Linked DNA regions of Mus musculus: all the other regions are linked to region 3. The links are chromatin loops, found by intact Hi-C in ENCODE. Cell type or tissue: left cerebral cortex. All regions are shown on one strand.

Region 1 (8,000 bases), 800 kb after region 3:
TAAGGGTTCCTTAGGTGGGAGCCAGAGATGGAGAGAAAGTGGGAGGAAGAGGGAAGGGAAGAAAAAGGGAAGGAGAAAGAGATGGAAAGAGAAGAAGAGAGAGAGAGGCAGAGAGAGGGGAGATCCACACTAGATTTAAAATTGTATGAATTTTAGTTCCATCTAAAACTCAGGACTCAGAAGGTGTGCAGGAGACAGGCCTACAGAGAGGTTTCCATGTGGCCTCAAATGCAGAAGTGGTAAAGGCATAACCAGCTGCCTAGCAACAGTCCAGGGCCGACATAAACACTAGGCCGTAGGCAGTCCTGAGAAACAAGCACAGACATGCAAGGGGCCAAAGGCTCACCTCTCTCAAGCCCGTCGATGTTCTGTGTATAGAGCCGCAGAAGCAGCTCCTTGTCGTGGAGGAGCCTCAGGAAGTAGTGAGTGACATTGGGCCTGTAGTGCCCAGGGTACAGCTCCTTGGCCAACATGAAAAAGGGCTTGGGGTTGTGAAAGAAAAAGCCAAGTTCAAAGATGGCTTCAGGGTACGGGATGTCATACTGCTGAAGGTTGCTGTAGAGGCCGCTCCCTGGGGATCTGCAGAGAGAAGGAAAAGGCTGAGCCCTGCAGAAGACAGTGGGGAAATGACACCCAAGGGAACCGCAGCATACCTGAAGTCCGGGATGCCACTGGGTGTGCTGATGCCGGCCCCCACCATGACCACCACCCTACTGCAGGCTCTGGTCCGAAGCAGCTCAGCTACATCCTGCAGAGAAAACTTCTTCTCACTGCTTCCTCCACCTCCAAAGCCGCCTGAGGCTCCCACACAGAGGGATATGGGCCTTCTCCCACCTGTAACACTGACAGCAAGAGCGCAGGAGAGAGGCAGCAGGCAACAGTCAGTCTTAGGCTAGCAAGAGTGAGGGCAGCTGGACTCTTCCCCCCGTCAAAGGTGGACATGGCCTCTCCAGTGCCAGCCAAACAACCACTTTCCCACCACGCATGACTACCAACTAAAGCACAGAACCATCTTGCATCAGGAATCGAGATTTACTTGGGGGCAAGAAAATTCTGATTTACAGACAGGTTTGCAGACAGGTTCCCTGATGCTTCTCATCATCAATGGTGTGAGCTGAAGGGCTCTGAGAAAACCACAGCTGACTGGCCAGATGGAACTTTAGAGTTGGAATGTTGCAGATCCAGAGCTAAACTTATCTTGAGCTATCTTTAGTCCCCTGGATAGGATACCTAACATCCTTTTGACTATGAAATAAGACCTTTGGAATGTCTTGACTTCAAAGACCACAAGCTTCCACTAGCCCAGGAGCAAAGACTCCCGTTAGAGCATATCGGAAGCCAATAGGATGATTTTACTGCTGCCTAACGTTCCCACTGATATTCAGTAAGTGAGTGAATTTCTGACTATCTTTTGTTCTGAGACTAGAAGTTTGTATAACCCCTTCCATAAGTGAGATTATTTCGTGTAACCCGAGTCTGTGTTTCCAGGGCACGATCATTCATACTGGGTTCACAGTAAGCTATGCATTATTCACTTTGAAGCAAGCAAGAGCTGTGCCTTGTGCCCATGGTCTAGGCACCCAGTGTGAGATGCCCATGGATGATCCTGTCCCATCCGAGGTGTCATCAGGAGCAGTGCCAAGGGCCAGAACAGGCCTTTGTGTCCAACTGTCTGTGTCACCTCCTTGGATAGAGTATGAGAGTGCTCCCTGGGACCCAGTCTGGACCTGCTTTCGTTTAGCTGATGGTCCACTGGCTTATCTGAGCACGTACTAGGTGGCCTCTTGCTGTTGCAGAGCAACTGTTAGAACATCTGTAGTAGAGCGTTCACCAGAATCTGTTTTCCAGCAGTCTCGATTTTCTCTCGGCACGCCTGCCTTTTTGTCTCTGTCTCTTCCTCATTGCAACCTGGCCCTTTTAGTTTAGAACTCCTGTGGGGGCCTAATCATAAAGATGGTGGAGATAAGAGGCACTTGCTCTCTCTAGTCCATCAGGACAGAGGAATCAAAGAGAACTCCCCCAAAAGCACAACAGCTTCACTGAGAAGCCTAAGACAAGAGATTTTGTTCCCTTGGAAGGAACCTTATTCCCAGCTGGGAAAACACACAAGAGACAAAATCACCCCGTTTTCTGGGTACCCTTACTTTCCTGCAAGCACACACCATAAACCCAAAGTACAGTAGGAGGAAATGCTCAGTGAGAAGCAAGGGGGCTACTTCCGGAAGTGGCACTTAGAACTTAGCCTGACCGCAAAGCCCATGCCGGGTCCTAGGGACCAACGCGCTAAGTCACTGCAACCCTCCTAGAGGTCTCCTGATAAAAACAAGAATGAGAAGCAGCAGCAAGCAAGCTCTGGCTCCAACACACCTCTCACTCATCAAATACCCTGGCGCACAGGGCACCCAGGGCAGTGCACTCAGAGGTTTTGCCCTAATATTTTCTGAACTCCTCTTAAACACAAACCATATGAGAATACAAAAGGGACAAAAGAAAAGTTGTGACCATTGCTGAGTGTCTGCCAACCGCTAGGCACCACTCAGGGAACATAAAAGACATTTTTAGTCACTTGTACCAAAACAAACAAACAAACAAACAGTTTGCAACTGACAGACATACATGTGGACAAAATTTTACCAAATATCTAACAACAAACTTAAGATATAACTTAAAGTACATCTACATGGTATGGAAAGCCCCTGAGATGAAGAAACTCAGAGGTTAGTATTCAGTTCTGCCCAAGACATTGTAAAGTTACAGAGGATGAAGTCACAAAAGAGTCCCAAATCTAAAATCAAGAGAAGAAGGAATGTTCTGTAAAGGCATCCTCCTCACAAACATCCCAGGGCTCCTGTGTTAGGGTTTATGACAGCCACACTGTCTTACAGATGATCTCATATTAGAAATGCTTCCACAAGTTAGAGTGTCTTTTCTGATCCCTGCTTTATCCTCAGCACTCACGAGTATGGTAGAGAAAATGCTCTGTAACCGTAGCCTAAATGAACAACTCTTTATTGAAAAGAATAAAATGTTGTCACCCACATCAAGTGACTATACCATTGTCTACCCAAATATTCTTCCATTACATTTCTTTGCTAACGACTGTGGGCCCTAAAACTGTAAGGACTCCAGGCTGGGTGTGTAGTTCAGTGGTGCCATGTTAGCCTATCAGACAATTGCAAAGCCTGAGTTTGTTACTCAGCACAGACAAAAAAAAAAAGTCCAAATTTGTACATTATATTGATAAATTGTCTTGCGTCATTTGAGCTCACTGAGAAGATGGCTTTGGAAACAAGGCCGACAACCCCTTCCCTCATGCCAGACCCATGTTTGTCTCAAAGTCCAAAGTCTGGAGGGCTGGCTCCCCTAACTATGTAAAAGGACAGAGAGAGAACAGCAAAACAGCCCAAGAGTGAAAACACTTGTGCCCTTGAGAACAGAAGGGAAACGGTTTCCAGTGGAAGTCACTATAGTTTATCCCAGTATAGGAAAGTATCTGCAAGAAAAAGAATGTGCCCTCCAGTAGGAAGGAAATCCCGCAGCTCAGACAGAGGGACAGCCCACCTGGGAGCTCCAAATGACTATCTCAACTTTCTCTGCCAGTTTCTGTTAGATGTAGCAAGTGTCCAATTTGATATTACTTCCATCTGTTGCTTTACTAAAAACCTCACTGAAAGGGTCACTCTGTTCTGGCAAGGACTCTTTACTGGGAGTTCCACCGAGCTACCTTAAAGATAGCCAATAGACGTCTGCTGACTTTTTTTTTTTTTTTTGAATATGCAGTGTGATGATTTCTCTCTAACTTAATATACTCACTTATTTCAAACTGAAAATATCCCTATTATTGATCACTCTCAGGACTCTATGAGACATGTTACTATTTTGCAGACAGTATGACTGTTGGTAAAAATTTTTAGTTTCACAACCTTTATGGGGGACAATTAAAACACAAGTAACAGCTGGATGTGGTGGCATGTGACTGTAGTCTCCGACGCTTGGAGGGAGGTGGAAGCAAGGTGGATCCGGAGTTCAAGGTCATCCTCCTTCACACAGCCAGCTGAAGGCCAGTTTGAACAAGAGACCAGTCTCAAAATAATACAAACCACGTAACCTTACCCAAGGCTGTCTACTGAGAATTTGTGGTCCAAATGGGGTGCAAACACGTTTATTTATCACGTTATTTGTAATAATTCAAGATTAGAAAGTATTCAATAAGGAAATGGTGATATAAATTATAAGACATCCATACAACGAACTTCTATAAAATATTTCAAAGACTGTGCTGCAATAGTTACATAGAAAAACACCTTTAAGGAGAAGGTAGTGATGGCCGGTCAGCAAAACCTTGTAGAAGGGCGCGCCTGCCGGGTCCTTACTCCCACAATTGCTTCCAGCTACCCGCCCCTAAAACGCCGCTGATAGCCTATCTGCGAGATCCCGTGTCTCCCCTGCCGTGGCTCACCTCCCGGACCCCACAGTCTGAGCGCGGCCAATGCCAGTCGACCGCTTAGCGCCATGATGCTCTGCAGGACGACGGCGCCTAGAGGGTCAAGCGCCATCCGAATCCCCGCCCCCGTGAGCCAAGCCCCGCCCTCTCGGCACTCTTACTCCCGCCCCCCCTCTGGCCAAGTGCCGCCCTCCGGCGCCTTCCCTCGGCCGAGCCCAGCCCAGCCCCCGCACGATAACCCGAAGTGTGGAAGGCTGTGTTTATGCCTGGTGCTGGCAGCTTCTCCCTCTGTGGGACTCTGACTTATTGGTTGGGAAGCCAAACCGGGAGATTTCATCGTTTTACGCCGCTCTCGACCTCCTTGAGTAGGCGGGTGATAACTAATGCTCTCTGAGCGATTTGCATCACACCTAGTCCTCGCCAAACGCCATCCGGTTTCAGAGGACCCAAGTCTGCAGGCTTGAGGCTACGTGACCAGTCAGTGGCTAGCTGTCCCCAGGCACCTCTACTCTTTAATGCCTCAAGGGCAGGGCCAGAAACCCGGGAGAAGTTTAGCGGAAGTCAAGAACGCGGTTACCTTGACGACCGCAACCCGTGAGGCTAGTGGGACGCTCCCAGCATGCCCCGCGCGCCCGCGGTGCCGGAAGTGAGCGAGCACTTCCGTGCGCCATCCCTGCCGGTTCTGACTGCTTAGTGCTTGTGTTGTTCCCAGCTCTCTGCAATCATGAAGGATGTGCCGGCCTTCTTACAGCAGAGTCAGAGCTCCGGGCCGGGCCAGGCTGCCGTTTGGCACCGTTTGGAAGAGCTGTACACGAAGAAGTGAGCTCCGAGGCTGGGGCGGGAGGGAGAGGACTGTGGGAGGGCCAGGGGCTCTGATCAGTCCGGAGGGTCAGGGATGTGGAGGAAAGGGGTCGAGATAGCCTTAGGAGCAGAGCTGTTAACAGGGTTCTGTATCTAGACTCCCTGCGTTCCAGCCTTACCAGCTTTGATAAGAACAATTACGAATTGCTGACTTTGATATAAGAATTTGCCTATGAAAAAACACCTCTTCCTCAGAACCTTTCCACATGACAATGTCCAGCAGTTAAAACTCTTAGTGATTTCAAGAGAAATTTTTCAGTGTTTAGTATGTACCTGCCTATATATGGTGTAACATTTTGTGTTTTTCAAAACACTTTTATCTCTATTATTAAATATTATCCTTTAGTCTTGGTATGAAGTATGCTATTTCGGTGTCCTAAAGGTTCATATATTGGCTTTTTTAAAGTATTGGCTTATTTCATCCTTCCTATTGACAGATAAGATTGAATATCAGTTTTCTATTCTGTGAGGTATTCAGCTAATAAGTAAGAGAGAATGGAGTTCAAAATATAGCTGTAGAATTCTAAAGTCACAACCAATGCCTTCAAGGCTGAAGGCATCCGTTTCTTCACATTAGGATGTGGGGCTGAGGGCTTTTTGTTTTGTAGGTTGTGGCATTGGAATTCCAGTTGACACTCAGAGTGGGAGTTGACGCTGTCTCAAAAAGTGTTCTCCAGTGTTACCTAAGAAAACTGAGTCTTGAAAGGATAAGTGACTAGGGGGTGCAAGCAAAGTCAGTCCAGAAATAGGCTTGAATTGGCTGGCGCTTGCTTTAACTCCTGGCTGTGCAGTGGGACCTGGGAAATACTTGGTGTTTGATGGGACCGTCAAGGCTGAAGGCATCCTTTTCTTCACATTAGGATGTGGGACTGAGGGCTTTTTGTTTTGTAGGTTGTGGCATCAGCTGACACTTGAGGTGCTTGATTTTGTGCAGGACCCATGCTTTGCCCAAGGAGATGGTCTCATTAAGGTAATGACTTACCAGACAGCTCAGACGATGTTGAATATAATTACAAACTATTATTATTCATTTTTATTTACTTTTAACGTGTGTGCGCCCAAGGATGCCAGAAGAGATCTCCTGGAACTGGAGTTGCAGGCAGTTGTAAGCCAACTGGTGTAGGTGCTAGGAACCCAGTTTGAGTCTTCAAAATGCTCTTAAACTATCACTGAGCCACGTCTCCAGACAATTTTTGCTTGCTTGGTTGGTTGGTTGGTTGGTTTGTTTGAGATTAGCTGTGGCTGTATAGCTCTGACTGGCCTGGAACTTGCTCTGTAGACCAGACCGGGATTGGATTCACAGTCCACCAGTGGTTAGCCTCCTCCAAGTGCTGTCATTAAATATATGCAGTGTCAGGCCCAACTCTGCTCATGGACATTTAAAGACAAGAGTGGGGGGAAGGGGCGGCATTATGGTGGTCACACTAAGCTGCATCTTTTAGCAATCACTTTGTGCCACGGACTGCTGTAAGCACTGGGCCCTCATGACAGCACTGAGAAAGTCTCTCTCTTTCTCATATGTAATAGCAGACGTAGATAAGTCACCATAGCTTACAGCTAATAAATCCCAACACTGAAACAGACTTTCTGGTTTTTACAAGTTTAGACTAGAGCTGGGAAAATGGCTCACTGGAAGTATGTGCTTCCATCCACAGGCCCTATGCATGCACCTCACGAGACAGCACCAAAAGGGGCCAATGGCACACCTGCAATCCCAGCACTTAGAAACTTGAATCTGGAAGATGGTTAGTTAAAGACTAACCTGGGTTACACAGCAAGACTGCTAGGGAGAGGGACGGTTTAAAGGGCTCTCCTCACTTCCCAGCTCTCCCAGCCCATCCACGCACAAGGGTTCCACTTGCCCAGAGATTTCTGGCCAGAGTAGTGTAGAAAAGAGAAGTCCTCTTCATTTGAAGGTGAGAGGGTTGAGGGGACGTGGTACTATGCTATCTCTCTAATGGAGCATTTTTTAAATTTTGTCAGCAGAAAAAAAATAAAAACACACTCTTTCCCATGCTTTGTCAGAGTCCTTAAGGAATACCCAGGAATTTTCTCACCAGAAGCCTTCTTTCTGGAACTTTCTTGTCATCATCTGAATTTGTAAAGAATAATTAGTTTATAATTGTAGCTTTAGTTATTTCTCCTGAATACATTGTGAAGCTTAAATGTTTTTTACTTATCAGTTTGACATTTTACTACTCTTAAGAATTTGCAGTTGTAAGCGGGCAGTGGTGGTACACGCATTTAATCCAATACTCGGGAGGCAGAGGCAGGTGGATTTCTGAGTTCAAGGCCAGCCTGGTCTACAGAGTGAGTTCCAGGATAGCCAGGGCTACACAGAGAAACCCTGTCTCGGAAAAAAAAAAAGGATTTGCAGTTGTTTGTATTCTGTCTTAAGAATTATGTGGGAATGATAAATCACACACTGCATGTTCTATATCATAGTGATATATTTTCATATTCTTTGCTTTCTAATCTTCAGTTGATATGCCCCTCTCCCCATCTTTGTTTCTTTTTGTGATGGTTTTTATTGTATGTAGGAATGGTTTGCCTTCATGGGTATGTGCACCACAAGCATACTTGATGCTCTTGGAGATCAGAAGAGGGCATTCAATCGATCCCCTGGAATAGGTGTTTCAGATGGTTATGAGTCCTCCATCATGTGGGTGATAAGAACTCTGCAATAGCAACAGGT
Region 2 (8,000 bases), 55 kb after region 3:
AATGCTATCCCAAAGGTCCCCCATACCCAACCCCCCCCCCCTTGCCAAACGCATGAAATTCAAGAAGAACGAAGACCAAAGTGTGGACACTTTACCCTTTCTTAGAAATGGGAACAAAACACCCATGGAAGGAGTTACAGAGACAAAATTTGGAGCTGTGACGAAAGGATGGACCATCTAGTGATTGCCATATGCAGGAAACCATCCCATAATCAGTTAGCTTGCTTTTTGTCACACCACTTTTAGCTGTAGGCAGGGACTTCAAACCAATCTGTGATGTATTAGGTTTAGCTGCTGTCTCCCATGATAGTTTAGCAACTCATCTGATCATGGTTCGGGGACCTACCACCCGGGTGTTTCTTAGCATTCACAGCTGCCTGGCACGGGCAGCGATGGCTTCTGCCCATTTGTAGATGCCCATGGATGGGCAGGGGCTCTGTTGTCTGTGTGTATCTCCACAGCTGTCCCACTTGCATCCCTGTTCTAACTGGGCCTTTTCCTGCAGCTCCAGGTACTCTTTGCTGGGGAAGCCACACATCGGACATTTTATTCTACCACACATGGGGCCCTCCTGTCTGGCTGGAGAGAAGCTGATCGCCTCGTTAGTCTGTGGGACTCACAGGTGGAGCAGTCGCGGCCCAGGCTGTGAGTGCCTGCTGCTCTGCTCCACCACTTGGGCTGACCAAGCTCTGTTTGGTTTGAGGTTTGGGGATCTTACTGGTAGCTTTAATTTTGGGGAAGTGGTTTTGTTTTTCTTATCTGTTGGAGTCTGGCTTGGTCTGATCATGGATGCCCCGTTAAGTGTTGTACGCATAAAGCAGTTAACATTGCCCTTGTGTAGAGTACTTCTCATTTTTTAAAAAAGATTTATTTATTATATGTAAGTACACTGTAGCTGTCTTCAGACACTCCAGAAGAGGGTGTCAGATCTTATTATGGATGGTTGTGAGCCACCATGTGGTTGTTGGGATTCGAACTCAGGACCTTCAGAAGAGCAGTCAGTGCTTTTAACCACTGAGCCATCTCTGCAGCCCTAGAGTACTTCTCATAGTGCATCCAGTTCTCAACCTGTTCCACCCATTCCATGTCCTGTCTCTGCTCCTTCTATCCCTAGTCCATGGCTTTCCTCTCTGGGTCCTTTGGGCCTTAGGGCCCATGGTTGCCCTTTGTCCTGTTATTGGAGGCGTTCCCAGGGTTCCCCACAGCTGTTGTCCAGGACTATGGCTAATGAATCTTCCTTTGATCATTAAGGGATTGGTGTCAGGTGCCCTAGACTGGTAGGCTAAATGGTCCTGTAGAACTGAGAAGACCGTGAGGCAAGGAGATGACACAGCCTATCCTGACCTGGCTTGGGGATTTGGGAGAAGGTGAAGAATAAAAAGGCTTAAAGACTATTGGGGGTTAGGTTGGCCAAACACAGGGAGGGCGTGGTGAATGAGAGAATATGGAGTAAGGGTGCTGGGGAGCCAGGTGTGTGTGGTAGATGTGAGGAGTGTGCTAGGTAGGTCAGGCTCTTGGATATTTTTGTAGTCTGGTCTCATTGTCGTCACAGCAGCTGCAGAGGACAGGTCTGTTGCTCCTGGTTACAGCGGAGACAGGACATTTAGACTATTAACTTCCTCATGTTGTAGCTGCCACAGGGCTTGCACATCTCCTCTGGAGATGGTTGAGGCTGGAGAGGTTGGTGTAGCGAGCCTATCTAGTGAGATATTGTCTCAAAAGGGTGGAGCTCCAGAGGGAGCTCGAAGAGTTTGCAGAGACGCTTGTCCCAGCTTGTCCCATCCTTGCACAGCATGGTACTGTCACTAGCCCCAGGTTTGGCATGGCTGAGGGCAAGCCCTCCTGCTTGTATTTGTTATGTTTACACTTTTGAAACAGCTCTAGGCTTGCTTCTGTCCAGTCCAGTCCAGCTCTCTGCTTGGCTACTCATCCTTCAGGTCTTTAAGGCTTGCCCTAGCCCCCATCCCAGCAGTTTGTCATGAAGCATGTTATATCATAAGGACACTTCCTGCTTTAATGTCACCAGGCTGCCCTTGCAACACCATGGAAGAAAGCCAGTACTCTAACAGGTTTTTACTGTAGTCTACAGCTTGAGGACTGAGAAAGCACAGATCTTTCAAGGGCAAAAGTCTTTGTTGTTGACACTCAGGGACACATTTCAGTTTTCAGAGGAGTGACTTTGCGGGACGGGGGACAGGCTTGCCAGGAGGATCTGAGCTGCTAGGGATGGGTTGGGGCTCTTCCATGATGGAGACTGCCTTGACAGACCTAGGACTTTAAACTTACAATCTGGGCACATCCCCTCACTGGACTCCCCCATTTTCCTTTTGAGACAACATCTCACTCTGACCCAGGCTGGCTTTGAAATTTCTATTCTGCCTCAGTCTCACAAGGGCTGGGCTTATAGTATGTGCCTGTCTGGAGGCCTGGGGGTGATAGTAGTACTGGGTATCAAACCCAAGGCTTCCTGCATTCAAGGCAACCATTATAACATTGAGTTACATGTCAACCCCTTTTATTTGAGATAGTGTCTCTCTTAGGGTAGTTTCTAATGCCTGGCTTCCCCTGGCCTCTATCATCCTTAGCTGGTATCACAGGCCTGTTCTACCAGGAGCAGCTGGATTTGCATTTAGTCTTACAACTATGAAGCCCACTTCACTCTCATTGTATTAATGGGAATGTAGTCGGTATTTATAACAGTTACATTAAAATGTCACACTTGAAAATGGAGGCATTACAGGTGTGTGTGTGTGTGTGTGTGTGTGTGTGTGTGTGTAACACTTGAAAGTTCTAAGGCAGGCCCGGGAACTGATAGGGGACAACTCAATTTCCTTACATTGATTTATATGAGTATACGAGGGAGAAAGACGACTTTTTTTAGACTGCCTCATGAAGCTCAGGCTGACCCTGAGTTCCTGACCCTCTTGCCTCAAATCTCTCATATGCTAGGATTACTGGTGTGTGCTGTCACACCTGCCTGAGTTTTGGTAGCGTAGGCTACAAAGTGAGATATTGTCTCAAAAGGAAGAAAAATGTGCCTAGATTTTAAGTTTAAATTTCTAGGCCAATTTCCCACCATGGAGAAGCCACATCTTCATTGCCAGCAGCCCAATTTCTTCTGGCTTCCCTATGAAACCCTAGAATCTTGGGCATGCTAGGCCAGGCCAGCTTGTTATCCTCCATGCTATATATCCTCAAACCTGAAAGATTTGGAATATAGTGAAAAATCTCCAGATTGGGACTGGAGAGATGGCTTGGAGGTTAAGAATGATTGCTGCTATTGCACAGGACTGAAGTTCAATTCTCAGCACCCAGTCAAACAACTCAAAAGCCCCTGTAATTCCAGGTCCAGAGGATCCACTGGCTTCTGGGCGTATCCGCTAACACATGGCATACACAGACACTTCAAATAAAAATATAAAGGGCCCCCAATGGAGGAGCTAGAGAAAGCACCCAAGGAACTAAAGGGAACTGCAACCCTATAGGTGGAACAACAATATGAACTAACTAGTACCCCGGAGCTCTTGTCTCTAGCTGCATATGTATCAAAAGATGGCCCAGTAGGCCATCACTGGAAAGAGAGGCCCATTAGACTTGCAAACTTTATATGCCCCAGTACAGGGGAACGCCAGGGCAAAAAAAGGGGAGTGGGAAGGTGGGTATGGGGAACTTTTGGGATAGCATTGGAAATGTAAATGAGGAAAATACCTATTAAAAATGAGAAAAAATATAAATAAATGAAATTGAGTCTTTTTGTTGTTGTTTTTCTCTGTCTTACCATGTAGCACTGGCTCTGGAATCCACCAGGCTGGTCTCAAGCACACTGAGAGCCACTTACTGGCCTCTGCCTCTGGTGCTGGGGATAAAAAGTGTGCGCAACCACAACATAAGAGCAAATATAATATTTTATATATATATATCGTCTTTCCAAAAGAAAAAAAAGGAGACTATCTTCAAATCCCTGAAAAGAACCTCACATAAGCTCAGGAATCCTGAGAATGGAGCACTACCGGGCCAACCCCGTGCCCCTGCTTATCCCAGAGTGCTCGAGTCAGGCGCATGCGCAGTCGCGCACGGAACCCAGGCGCGCCGGAACCCTGTGAGCAGATCCAGGCCCTGGCGGAGGCGGTCCGACTGCGAACTCTTCCGACACCAGTGACATGAGGCTGTGGCCGCAGGCATGGGGTGCCGTCCGGGGCGCTTGGCGCGAGTGCTTCCCTCTGCAAGGTCACGATGTAGCACGCTGGTTCCCCGGCCACATGGCCAAGGGTGAGGCCAGCATGGGCTGCAGGCGGCACGGGCGCCGGTCCTGGCGGTTCCTTGGTTCGCCTTCCTGGCATCGGGTTGGAGAGCTGTTTTGTGCTTGATACTTTTGAGACGCACTGAGTGGTCCCTTTAAGTCACATGCAAGCTGATGTCTGAGTTTATAGGTCACAACTTGGCCCCAGGCAGCTGTAGACGTAGTGCGGTCCTAGGCTGCTGTTTGCTGTGGTCTTGGCTGCCGCAGCCATGCGAGATTATAGTGTGTGGCAGAAAAGGCGCCGGGAGTGTGAGTGGACAGGTGGCAGTTGCGGTGCGGAGCCTCAGTGTTTCTGTGCAGTGAGGGTATTAAGTCCGCACAGTATCAGGAACTTCCTGATTAAGACCATCTTGTGTGAAATGTACCTTCCAGAACCATCGGGGCACCGTGGAACGTGGCTCAGAATGCTGCCTCCTTTAACCCTGTGTGCACTGATGGTTCTCAGATGTATTCCCCTAGGAGAACTTAAACTTGCCCCCTTTGGCTGTTTCCTTAGTGCCCCTCTATTTTCTAGGACTAAAGAAGATGCAGAGCAGTCTGAAGTCGGTGGATTGTGTTATCGAGGTTCATGACGCCAGGATATCCTTTTACGCTGTAGAGGGGAGCACCTCTGCTCGACTGTAAAGGCAGCAGCAGGATGCTTTCCTGGTTCCTCTCCATCTCCTTCAGACAGTTTAGTCTGCTCTGCCTCTGGTCCATCATTATGTCTACAGCTGCGACAGCTTCTTTTGTAATTACTGGGACATAAAGCAGTGTTTTCCAATTCTCATTACACATTAGAGTTCCCGGGAGGCTTTTACATCAATAGCTAGGGCCCTTTTAGATCAGAATCTCCCTCGTGGGGTCTAGGCTGGTGTTTTTATTTTTAGGCTCCCATCTGATATCTCTCCCCCCCCCCCCCCCCCAGACAGGGTTTCTCTTTATAGCCCTGGCTGTCCTGGAACTCACTCTGTAGACCAGGCTGACCTTGAACTCAGAAATCCGCCTGCCTCTGCCTCCCAAGTGCTGGGATTAAAGGCGTGTGCCACTACGCCCGGCCCATCTGATATCTTATTTGTCTCAGCCTCTTGTTTACTTTGATATTTTTAGGGGTAAATTATGAAACCGGAGATGAAATGATCCTACTAACCTGTCCTTTCCTCTTGTCCTTAATTGAAGAATTGGCAAGTTACAATCATGTCTACTGGCAGGTGCTTCTCAGACTGTTTGTTGCATTTAAGCTGTGTTTGGTTTCTGTTGGCATGTGAGTTTTTCATCCTGCTTACTTAGCCTTAGAAGAGCGTGGGGATGCCAGACCACCAGGCCCCTGGAACAGCAGCTGGTGGTGGGCGTGGGGACCTGCTGCCACTGGTGGTAGTCTCTGGAAATAGTCATGGAGAATAGGAACTATTTCAGCCTTCAGAGAACTTCAGGAACTTTAGCAATAATACATCTGGTGTATTTGTTTTAGGCTATACATGTCTACTCATCTAATATCACCTGCTGCCAGATGTGACCACCACCACCACCACCACCACCGCCAACCACCACTATTGACATAGGGTCTAACACTGTAGTCTTGACTGGCCTGAAGCTCACTATGTAGACCAGGATGACCTGGAACTCACATAGATCTGTGTGCAAGGAGTAAAGTTGTGTCCACCATTCCTCCCAATATTTGATTATTTAAAAAGTAAAACTTTGTTATTTTCAGCATGTATGATGAGAGAACTGTCCTCCTTCAGTCTCTGGAACACTTAACTGAATCTAGGATGTGGCAGGAGGTCTGTGCTGGGTAGCGGTTTCTGTAGCATCTTAGGACAGGAGCCTGGAGACTTGGGTTTGTGAATGGATTGGTCAGCTGTGAAAGAGGGACTATCTAGATGGAGGTAGCAGCTTAACTGGGTGCCAGATGGGACAGGCAGAGGCCTTAGGATCCTTGTACCAGATCCTACTGGGAGGGCTGAAGGGGCAGAAGCCCCATTCTGCCTATGTCACATGGTGGAGTCCCACATCAGACTGGGATAGCTGAGGATAGCTGTGGGCAGCAGCATCTCCAGTGAGGATGGGTGGTGTTTGAGGTTATCTGGGTGGGATTTCACAGGAGTCACCATTTCTTAAATGTTCGGGCCATTTCACTTTCAATTTAAATTCCTTGGGATCCAAACAATGGCTTCTCTTCGAACTTTGGTTTTATTCTTTTCACCATCTGCTTGAGAAGTTAGGTGACAGTCCCTTCCCTAAATCACACCCTTCACAAGCTGCAACATGAGGGTTGGCCTCCCAAGTCTGGGGGCAGGAAGATGGGTTGTATGGTTGCACTTGCTCTGAGATGGGCTTCTTTGTTTGTATCTCCTGGTGGACTAGCCACTGGTAAACTCTGTAGGGATTATGCCTTAACATCATCAGCACATCCCATTTTCAGGTCGAAACCCTCTGTTCCAAGAGCTGCTTGGTCTGAAACCGCATCTGCTTGTCCTCAACAAAATGGACTTGGCAGATCTTACAGAGCAGCAGGTGAGCTCCTTCTCACAGATGCCAGCAGCAACGTGACAGAGCCACAGACACAGAGGAGTTCTGTGATGCCCCCGGGGAGGCTGTAACTTAAAACAACTTCTGGCTTTGATGGAGGCGTCTGGCCTGGCTTTTTAGCAACAGCTGATTCCCTCAGTATGAAAGTATCACCTAAGTGCTCACGATGGGCACACCTCCTGTGGGAAGTGGGTTGGTGTGCTGTGGGACCTCTGGGGACCACTACAGCCACTTTGTACCCTCAACCTTTCTGATGGATGCTCTGTCCACCTTGTCCCATGTAGGCACATGTGACCACTGAAGCAAAGGGGGCTGATTACATTTTACTTAGCTCTAACTAATTGGGAGATTCGCAAGGTTAATGTATGTAGCCCTGGTCACCGTTGGTGTAGCCCGGAGTTCATTTGTGGTAGCTGCAGTGTCCCTAGCTGACTATGTACCCAGCCTGATCTCAGGTTTTCTGCTGCTAGTTGCTTTCTGCACACTTGTGTTCCAGAAATTGGAAGGGCTGGGTATGGGACTGGGATATGAAAAGCCCAAAGTACCCAACAGTGTCTAGCGCAGTGGTTCTCAACTTCCCAATGCTGTGACTCTTTAATACAGTTTTGTTGATATTTTATAACTGTAATTTTGCTACTGTTATGAGTTGTGAATATCTGTGTTTTGTGACTGTCTTAGGCAGCACCTGGGAAAGGGTCGTTCATTCGAACCTCAAAGGGGTCGAGATTCACAGGTTGAGAACCAATGCTCTAAATTCAGGCAGAATTGGGTCACAGGGCAGTGTATTTTCTACACAGCCTGCAAGTAAAAAATGACAGCCAGGAATGGATTTGAAGTCTTGGCTTTACTTTTTATCACTGTGCTGTCAAATTCTTTGGAAAGGGGGATGACAGGGCCTTGAATTCAAGCCAGATTTTAGAAAGTTGCTAGCTTGTTAGTGACACAGAAATTTTTTCCTTTACTGAAGAGCTGCAGCTCTTAGGGAAAGGTCAGGAGGCTCTCCAAGGCGGTTGCCAGGGCAGCACCTTCCTCCAGGCTTAGATCGACAGCGCTGCTTGTCTGTCTCGCGAGTATCTCGGTCTTGCATCGTTTGTTTGTTTGTTTGTTTGCTTTTATCTTTAAGTGCCTTCCCCTGGTTTTTATTAATCGAGATTCTAGCTGTTTAGGAATTGCTTCAGTGCGTCAAAGC
Region 3 (8,000 bases):
GTGTGTGTGTGTGTGTGTGTAAACATTGAAAGACTCCAGGGTCAGCGAGATGGCTCAGTGGGTGACTGGCTGCCAAGCCGGGCAATCTGAGTTCAGTCCCCAGGACTCCCATGGTGGACCGAGAAAACCGCCTTCTGCAAGGTGTGCTCTGACCTCCACATGTGCAACGTGACATAATTTTACTCACACACAATACATAAGAGCAATACAATATTTAAGGGATGGGAGAAATAATTCAGTGGTTATAAGAACTGATTTTTTTTCTTCCACATCAATATCTAGCACCCACACAGCCGCTCACAGATCTGAAACTCCAGTTCCAGGGAGTCCAATGGCCTCTTCTTCAGGGGCACCGGAAATACATGAGGTGTACACACATACACATATGTAAAACACTAATACATACAAAAAATTTTAAAATGAAAAAGTCCAGTTAAATTTGAGTTTATAGAAAGCAGATGTATTTCTATATGTCAGTGGCAAATGTTTATTTTGATACTTTTAACTATGTGTGTAATTTATTTACTGTTTTCCATAAATGCATGTCTGTGCTTACTTGCACAGGTCAGAAGAGGGCGCTGCTGCCCCGGGAAATGGAGTTTTATTTGCGTCTGTATGTGCAGTTGCCTTCAGAAGCCAGGGCATCACATCCCTGAGCCGAGGCTATAAGGAATTGGGAGCTGCCTGATGCGGGTGCTTGGAATACAACTTAGGTCCCCTCTGCTCTCTACCTCTGAGACTACTCTCCAGCCCCTGTTTTTTTTTGTTCATTTGGTTTTTGGGGGTGTGTTTTGTTTTGTTTTGTTTTGTTTTAAAATAATGTTGGGTTTCACTCTATAGCCCTATACAGTCCAAGGCTGGCCTTGAACTCAATATTCTCTTGCCTCAGCCTCCCCAGATGTGAGCCAGCTAAGATTTCATTTAAATAATTTCAAGCCCCAGGACAGAGATGATGGGCAGTTGCTCCATATGGAAGGCCATGAAATATTGGCGAGGGGAGCAAGGCACATCTGAATCCTCCGTCAGGTAAAGAAGACTATCGTGCAGATTTTGGAGGTCTTTATGCTCTAACATCTCTGACAGTATTTATAGAATCAACAACTCTCAATCAAAATTCCAACAAATTTGTTTATGAACTTAAAACATCAAATTTTTTGTGTTGAAGGCAGAAAGACACAAGATGTTTGGACAAAGGAAGTCCATCTTGCTGGGTATCTGCCCTGAACACAGCAGTGTACACTGGTGGTGTTGATGCTTTGCAGAGGGAAACCCATTTGACATATTCTATGCATTCAGATCTCAGTTAATAGCAGAGAAGCTGCCTGCATCTTAATAATTAAAGTCTGCTTGGAACGGTGAAGCTAATCTGGTCACTACATGCATATTCAAATGCAGATAATGAGCACACACACAATGCACAAGTGAATACAGCAATTTGTTCTAGGTGCATGAACAGGGAAAACCGACACAACAGAGCACTCTAGAGACAGTGCAGAAGCATATTTACAGTCTCAGGAAGAGAAAGATTTCCCCAGCAGTACTCACAGAGGAAAATCTCAATAAAATGACTTTTCATGTTAAAATTAAGAATCCTTGCCTATAAAGACAAGACCTTCAAAGAGGACCTTCAAAGAGGAGAAACAGAAGCCAAAACTGGGAGATAATTGCAGCCCACAAGTGACAACAGGGTTGTTGTGGGTTGAATGATGTCCCCACAAAAAGGACCACAATTTTTAACTCGTAAGTGTCAGTGAAAGAGATGTTTAAGCAGCCCTTACAGTTGTAGTGGAATTAAGATGAGATCACACTAGAATGGGGGGAGATGGGGAGTTATTCCACAGTGGGCACCCTTACAAGAGGATTTGGACATAAGAGGAAGGTTTTCTGCAGATGGTGGCAGGCTGGGGTGATGCAGTGTTATCCAAGACTGCTCAGGACAGCTGAGTCTGGAAGGAGCAAAGGAAGACCCTCTCCTCACCGTTTCAACAGAAACACAGCTCTGGGGAAATCTGGTTTTGGACTTCTTGCCTCCAGGATGGTAAAAGTTGTGGTTATTTTGGACAGACTCCCTCAGAAAGCCAGGAGCCCTCCAGACCTACACGTGACAGAGCCTGAGGAACACAGCGTCAGGGGCAGCTGGGTGCAGAACTTCTCAGGACAAGAAAGTAGAGAAGGAAGGCTGGGTAGGGGATGAGGGAGCGGTGGCTATAAGAGGAGGGAAGGAAGCAGTATCTTCATGCACACCCTCCCTATCTCTGGCAGGCCCTTTAGAACCCGGTCCCTTTGACGCGTGGCATAGGTGACCTAGTGCCTGGCCCAGCCTTAATGGAGTGTCAATAAAGAATTTCCTTATGGGGTGGATCCGGTCCTAGTGAGGCAGCTGGCTCAAGGTTGGCCCTGAGCCCAAGGGGAACCGGACGGCTTAGGGCCCATCCGCTGGGCATTGTGATAGAGATGGATCAGAAATTATAAGGAATATAAACGGCCGGCCAGGTAATACAAGGAGGTAAAAGAACCAGGAAAGAAATCGGAACGGATAGACGATGTCGTCCCAAGCATTCAAGCCTCTACGACAAAAGACCTCTGCCTCCCCAAGAGCTCCGCCTATGGTTGCCTGGGTGATGCAGCGGCCAGGGCTAGTTTACGTCATCTCGGGTTCCCATGGCAACAAAGGCAGGCCTTTCGCTCCCTGTCAAATTTCTAGCCCTCCGTCGTCAGGCAGAACATCGCATCCCAAGAGTGGACAACTCTCACCTTCTCTCAGCACACCAGAAGATTCCATCTAGGATTTTGGGGTTCCCGCTGGGAAGATGATAGGGGTCATAAAGGTTTAGAATTGGGAAGACTTCCTAACATCATCCACGGGTCCTCCCCTCTATCCCACTCTGTCATTTGGTCTCCCGAGAGTTTGTTTTTCATTTTCAGCGCTCTCCGGGGGTGGTGGGGCGGGTATCTCTGATCACGGTCTATGCACCAACAAGACGCTGACGGACAAATATTGGAGGATGCGAATTTTTATTTGAAAACCCATAAAAGCTGGGTTAGAGGTCACAGACTCACGTTCACACGGACCCTTTCATGCTGCGTCACACAGAAGTGCACATTGGTGGGGGCTCGTGCTCTCCTCTTACGACGCTGCCGCAGTGCCCACCCTGGTCTGCTTGCACCCAAGCCTTTTAGGTCATAGATGTTTGCCTCCAGTTTGAACGGCTGTTGTTCTGTGGGGCCCAAGCAAAGAGGGACAGAGAGGAGGGGCACAGCTGCTTGTGGCTCCCGACACTCACCAGCCACCTGTGGCCCAGCATCTAGAGCCAAGCCCCGCGGCAGGTGGTTTGAGACAAATGGCTATCATACCTCCTACCATCCTTTAACCTTCACTCAGCGACCCCCATCAGGCCCTAACGCTCAATGTTCTGGGCAACACCCCTTCTGCTAATCCCTTTCTCTCCATCGAGCTGTTTCCTTTTTTAACACCCAGCACCCAGCAGTCAGACCCGAACAGGAGCTGACGGTTTTGCCCCTGGGCCACCTTGGAGATGCACAGCTCCCACTGGCTCTCCCAGACCTGCAGAGGTGGAGCCAGCCCACAAGGAGGGGGTCTGCAGTCACCATGAACTGGGCGAGATGAGGTCCAGCTGTCCCGCCGCCCCTGCTACCCTACTATGCCCAGGATAAGGATTTGCAGCTTCATATGGGGTTTGTGCAGGCTGAGCAGCCATAATTCTTCCTAATGTCCAGGCTGCCACTGGCCTGTAGGGGTTTCTCGACATACCTTGAGGTCTAGGGACCTTTCCATCCACCTCAAGCCAGCAGAGCTGCTGCCCCCAACTGTCCCGAGAGGTCTAATGACCACCCTCCACCGGAGCCAGCGGGGCCAACCTGACTTCTAGTGGAGACCACAGGAAGGAGATGGCTGTGCTCCACCGCTCTGGCAGACATCGGATCAGTCAAATCACTCCCACATAGACTCTCAACCCCTACACCCATATCTTTGCACGTACATCCCACAGACGCACAGTCACACACTCTTGCACCCGCCCCCTTCCTCGCACCTCTCACATCCCTGCACCCTTGCACACCCACGCACACATGCTGGCCCCCTCGTCCCCATTCCAAAAGGAGAAACGTGGAAATGGCTCACAGGCAGTTGCTGCAGGACGCAGTCGCGGGAGGACAGGGATGCAGTGTAGATGCGGAGGATGCAGTTCCAGGCGCTTCACCACCAGGCGGGGCGGGCTAGGGGCTGAAGCCTGAGAGCGAGGCTGTGGTTGCCATGGAGATGCAGGCTGGAGGAGGGACCACTGTGGCTCAGGTGGCCTCACACCCCCTCCCACGGCAGATCTCTGCACTGTCTCTTATCACACTCACACACCTGACACAAGCACTTCACACACCCACGAAATACATTTCACATACTTGATACACACTTCACCCTCCCATACGCACATATTGCTTGCTTTCTTTCTTTCTTTCTTCCTTCCTTCCTTTCTTTCTTTCTTCCTTCCTTCCTTCCTTCCTTCCTTCCTTTCTTTCTTTCTTTCTTTCTTTCTTTTTTTTTGTTGTTGATTTTTGTTTATTTGTTTGTTTTTTGTTTTTCAAGACAGGGTTTCTCTGTGTAGCCCTGGCTGTCCTGGAACTCATTCTGTAGACCAGGCCTCAAACTCAGAAATCCACCGCCTCTGCCTCCCAAGTGCTGGGATTAAAGACGTGCGCCACCACTGCCCGGCTACATATTGCTAAGACACACTTCATACACAATTTACACCCCTGACACACACAGCATGCAAAGGCATACATCACACCAGTTCTCACATCTCATGTCACTTCACTGCAGGGGGGCAACCAGGAGACCAGAGGAGCCCTGGCTGCTCCTCCAGCTGGGATTCCAGGGGTTAAGGGAGAGCCTGTTCCTTCCCCTGAGATCTCACAATAGAAGCTGGGGTCAGGACAGCTGTGGTTGGCCTCTGACCTAGAGGGCGCTCCTCTAGACGCCTTTCCATGTCTGAATTTCTGGGCTGGAAGCTTTCCTAGGACTGGCCTTGTCTTGCTTGGTCACTGGTGCCTGAATAATGGTAATATGCAGAAGGCACTGGACAGATGTTTAGTTGATAGTATGCCTCGCTTCACACAGGGCATCTCTAGTGGCCGTGCTTCTCCTGGTCTTCCGCTCGAGGCAGCAGTACTCTCTGTTCACAGTTCTGTCTTGCTGTTGACTGGAATCCGCCTTAAAAAAGATTTATTTATTTATTTTATGTATATGAGTACACTGTAGCTGTACTGATGGTTGTGAGCCATCATGTGGTTGCTGGGAATTTGAATTCAGGACCTCTGCTCACTCTGGTGGAGCCCACTCAATCCAGCCTAAAGATTTATTTATTATTATACAAAAGTAAACTGTAGCTGTCTTCAGACACACCAGAAGAGGGCATCAGATCTTATTACGGATGGTTGTGAGTCACCATGTATTTGAACTCAGGACCTTCAGAAGAACAGTCAAGTGCTCTTAACCGCTGAGCCATCTCTCCAGCCCTGACTGGAACCCTCTTGCTGTCGTGAATCACGGCTTGTCCGCAGACAGGTATCTGAATTGTTCTCCTTTGTGTCTGTTGCATGACATGTAACAACATTCCTGACCAAGTCTTCGTTAGACACATGCTTCTATTGCTCTTGGGTAGATGCTGGAAAGTGCAACTGTGGTGAGCTGTCAACATGGGTGCTGGGAACTGAACTCTGGACCAATCCAAGAGCATCAAGTGTCCTTAATAATGTTGCCACTTCTCCAGGCCCAACATTTAACTTTTAAAGAAAATGCTAAACTGTTTTACCCAAAGTGGCTGTACTATTTTTGTTCCCATTATTGGTTCTCCATATTCATCAATATTTGCTATTGTCTCATTATCGACATTGGCATCATCCTGCCAGTCTGTAATAACAAACTGCCACAGACTAAAATTAGTCTTACTATTCTGGAGGCCAAAGCTCTGAGATCAAGGTGCTGGTGAAGGTCCTGCTGAAAGCCTGCTCCTCCACTTCTGTAGAGAGTATCTGTCAGTGTCCTAATCTACTCTTAAAGGACATCGATCATACTGGATTAGAGCCTACTTGAAGATCCCATCTTTACTTCTTCCTCCTCCTCTTCTTCTCCTACTTCTTTTTCTCCTCTTCCTTCTCCTCCTCCTTCTCTCTTCTTCTGTTTCTCTTTCCCTTCTCTTTTTCTCTGCTCTTGTGACAGCATTGGCCTTGAATACTCTGTGTAGCCTAGAATGGCAAAGAATCCTTGGTCCTCTTGACTCCACCCCTTGAGTGCTGGGATTACAGGTGTGCACCACGCTACCCACTTATGTGGTCCTCAGGATGGGACTCAAGGCTCTCTGCATGTTTGGCAAGCATTCTACCAATTAGCCAGGGTTCTCTAATGGAACAGAACTAATTGAATTAATGTATATGTATAGATGGGATTTATTAGGTTGGTTTAGAGGATGCAATCTGAGTAGTCAGTCCAACGATGAGTGTCTCACATTGGAGGCTGAGAATCCAGTAATTTTTCAAGCCATGAGGATGGGTGTCTCAGCAGTCCCAAGCTGGTCCTGGAGACCTGGAGGAGAGCTGCTGATACCCCGACTATGTCAGAATTCAGAAGTTGGTTCTGGTGCCAAAGCCACAGGATGGATGAGCTTGCCAGGGAGAGAGGACAAACCGGCAAACAGCAGCTTCTTTCTTCCATGTCCTTTTATCTGGACTGCCATCAGTAGTTAGGGTTTTTCTTCTTGCATTCAGTAGCTTGGGTTTTAATCAATCCCAGACATAGTCAAGTGGAGAACCAAGATCATTCATCATAATTCTTAACCCTTTACAGCCTTTAAAAAAGATCCTGTTGGGCTGGCGAGATGGCTCAGCGACTAAGAGCACTGACTGCTCTTCCAAAGGTTCTGAGTTCAAATCCCAGCAGCTACATGTTGGCTCACAACCACCCATAATGAGATCTGACGCCCTCTTCTGGTGTGTCTGAAGACAGCTACAGTGTATTTATTTATTTATTCATTCATTCATTTTATGTATCTAAGTACACCATCACTATCTTCAAACACACCAGAGTCACTGTCTTCAGACACACTAGAAGAGGGTATCAGATCCCATCATAGATGGCTGTGAACTACCATGTGGTTGCTGGGGATTGAACTCATGACCTCTTGAAAAGCAGTCAGAGCTCTTAACTGCTGAGCCATCTCTCCAGCCCCAGTGTACTTATTTATAATAATAAATAAATCTTTGAACCAGAGCAAGCAGGGACTGAGCAAGCAGAGCAGATCGGAGCAAGCAGAGGTCCTAGAAATTCAATTCTCAACAACCACATGAAGGCTGACAACCATCTGTACAGCTACAGTGCACTCATATAGTAAAATAAATAAATAAATCTTTTTAAAAAAGATCCTGTCTACAAATACATTCTAAATTATTAGAACGTCAATGTGGGACTTTAGAGGAGACAATTCGGCCAGTAGCAATATCCCAGCAGTGCCTGGTGCATTTTGCAGTTCACATACACATTACTGTAGTTACTGAAGCCTGGCATCTTCTCTTGGGGCCAATGGTCCTTTGCATGTCTTCTTTAGTGAAAGATAAATACAGATTGTTCTAAATATTTTTCAAACAGGTTGTTTGTCTCCTTTTTTTTTCTTTTTTTATTTATTATATGTAAGTACACTGTAGCTGTCTTCAGATGCACCAGAAGAGGGTGTCAGATCTCATTACAGATGGTTGTGAGCCACCATGTAGTTGCTGGGATTTGAACTCAGGACCTTCGGAAGAGCAGTCAGTGCTCTTAACCAATGAGCCATCTCTCCAGCCCCTCTTTCTTTTTTCTTATTTTTATTTTTAATGGAGACAGGGTTTCTCTGTATAGCCCTGTCTTGGAACTCACTTTGTAGACCAGGCTGGCCTCGAACTCAGAAATCCGCCTGCCTCTGCCTCCTGAGTGCTGGGATTAAAGGCGTGCGCCA

Evidence for each region. A loop is a pair of places that touch in the nucleus more often than their neighbours do. Peaks named below come from ENCODE experiments on the same cell type or tissue, not always from the same donor. Only the 100,000 strongest peaks of a DNase experiment are listed, where the experiment ranks them.
Region 1: a loop joins it to region 3, with 2.2 times the contacts of the local background. A loop is called at or near these places in 2 of 42 quality-filtered maps.
Region 2: it touches region 3 in a loop (2.9-fold over the local background); 29 of 42 quality-filtered maps call a loop at or near these places.

What each region holds. Positions count from the first base shown.
Region 1 is chr7:140,877,304-140,885,303 of GRCm38, forward strand. Sirt3 (sirtuin 3) reads right to left here and starts at 4,566. Exons shown (of 7, transcript NM_001127351.1): 1 at 4,460-4,566; 2 at 654-842; 3 at 347-579. The coding sequence starts at 700. Psmd13 (proteasome (prosome, macropain) 26S subunit, non-ATPase, 13) reads left to right here and starts at 5,091. Exons shown (of 13, transcript NM_011875.4): 1 at 5,091-5,263; 2 at 6,197-6,275. The coding sequence starts at 5,169. In left cerebral cortex, no CTCF peak of the experiment used is centred here; DNase peaks (open chromatin) are centred at 4,599 and 5,047; H3K4me3 peaks cover 2,614 bases; H3K27ac peaks cover 1,599 bases.
Region 2 is chr7:140,133,505-140,141,504 of GRCm38, forward strand. It overlaps Paox (polyamine oxidase (exo-N4-amino)), which reads left to right. Exons shown (of 7, transcript NM_153783.4): 7 at 506-830. The coding sequence ends at 649. Mtg1 (mitochondrial ribosome-associated GTPase 1) reads left to right here and starts at 4,060. Exons shown (of 11, transcript NM_199301.2): 1 at 4,060-4,269; 2 at 4,815-4,879; 3 at 6,692-6,796. The coding sequence starts at 4,161. In left cerebral cortex, no CTCF peak of the experiment used is centred here; DNase peaks (open chromatin) are centred at 4,114 and 4,340; H3K4me3 peaks cover 1,610 bases; H3K27ac peaks cover 1,375 bases.
Region 3 is chr7:140,078,321-140,086,320 of GRCm38, forward strand. Caly (calcyon neuron-specific vesicular protein) reads right to left here and starts at 4,228. Exons shown (of 5, transcript NM_001190385.1): 1 at 4,142-4,228. In left cerebral cortex, CTCF peaks have their summits at 562 (motif pointing right) and 4,217; DNase peaks (open chromatin) are centred at 598, 1,697, 2,058, 2,655 and 4 more places; H3K4me3 peaks cover 2,916 bases; H3K27ac peaks cover 4,144 bases.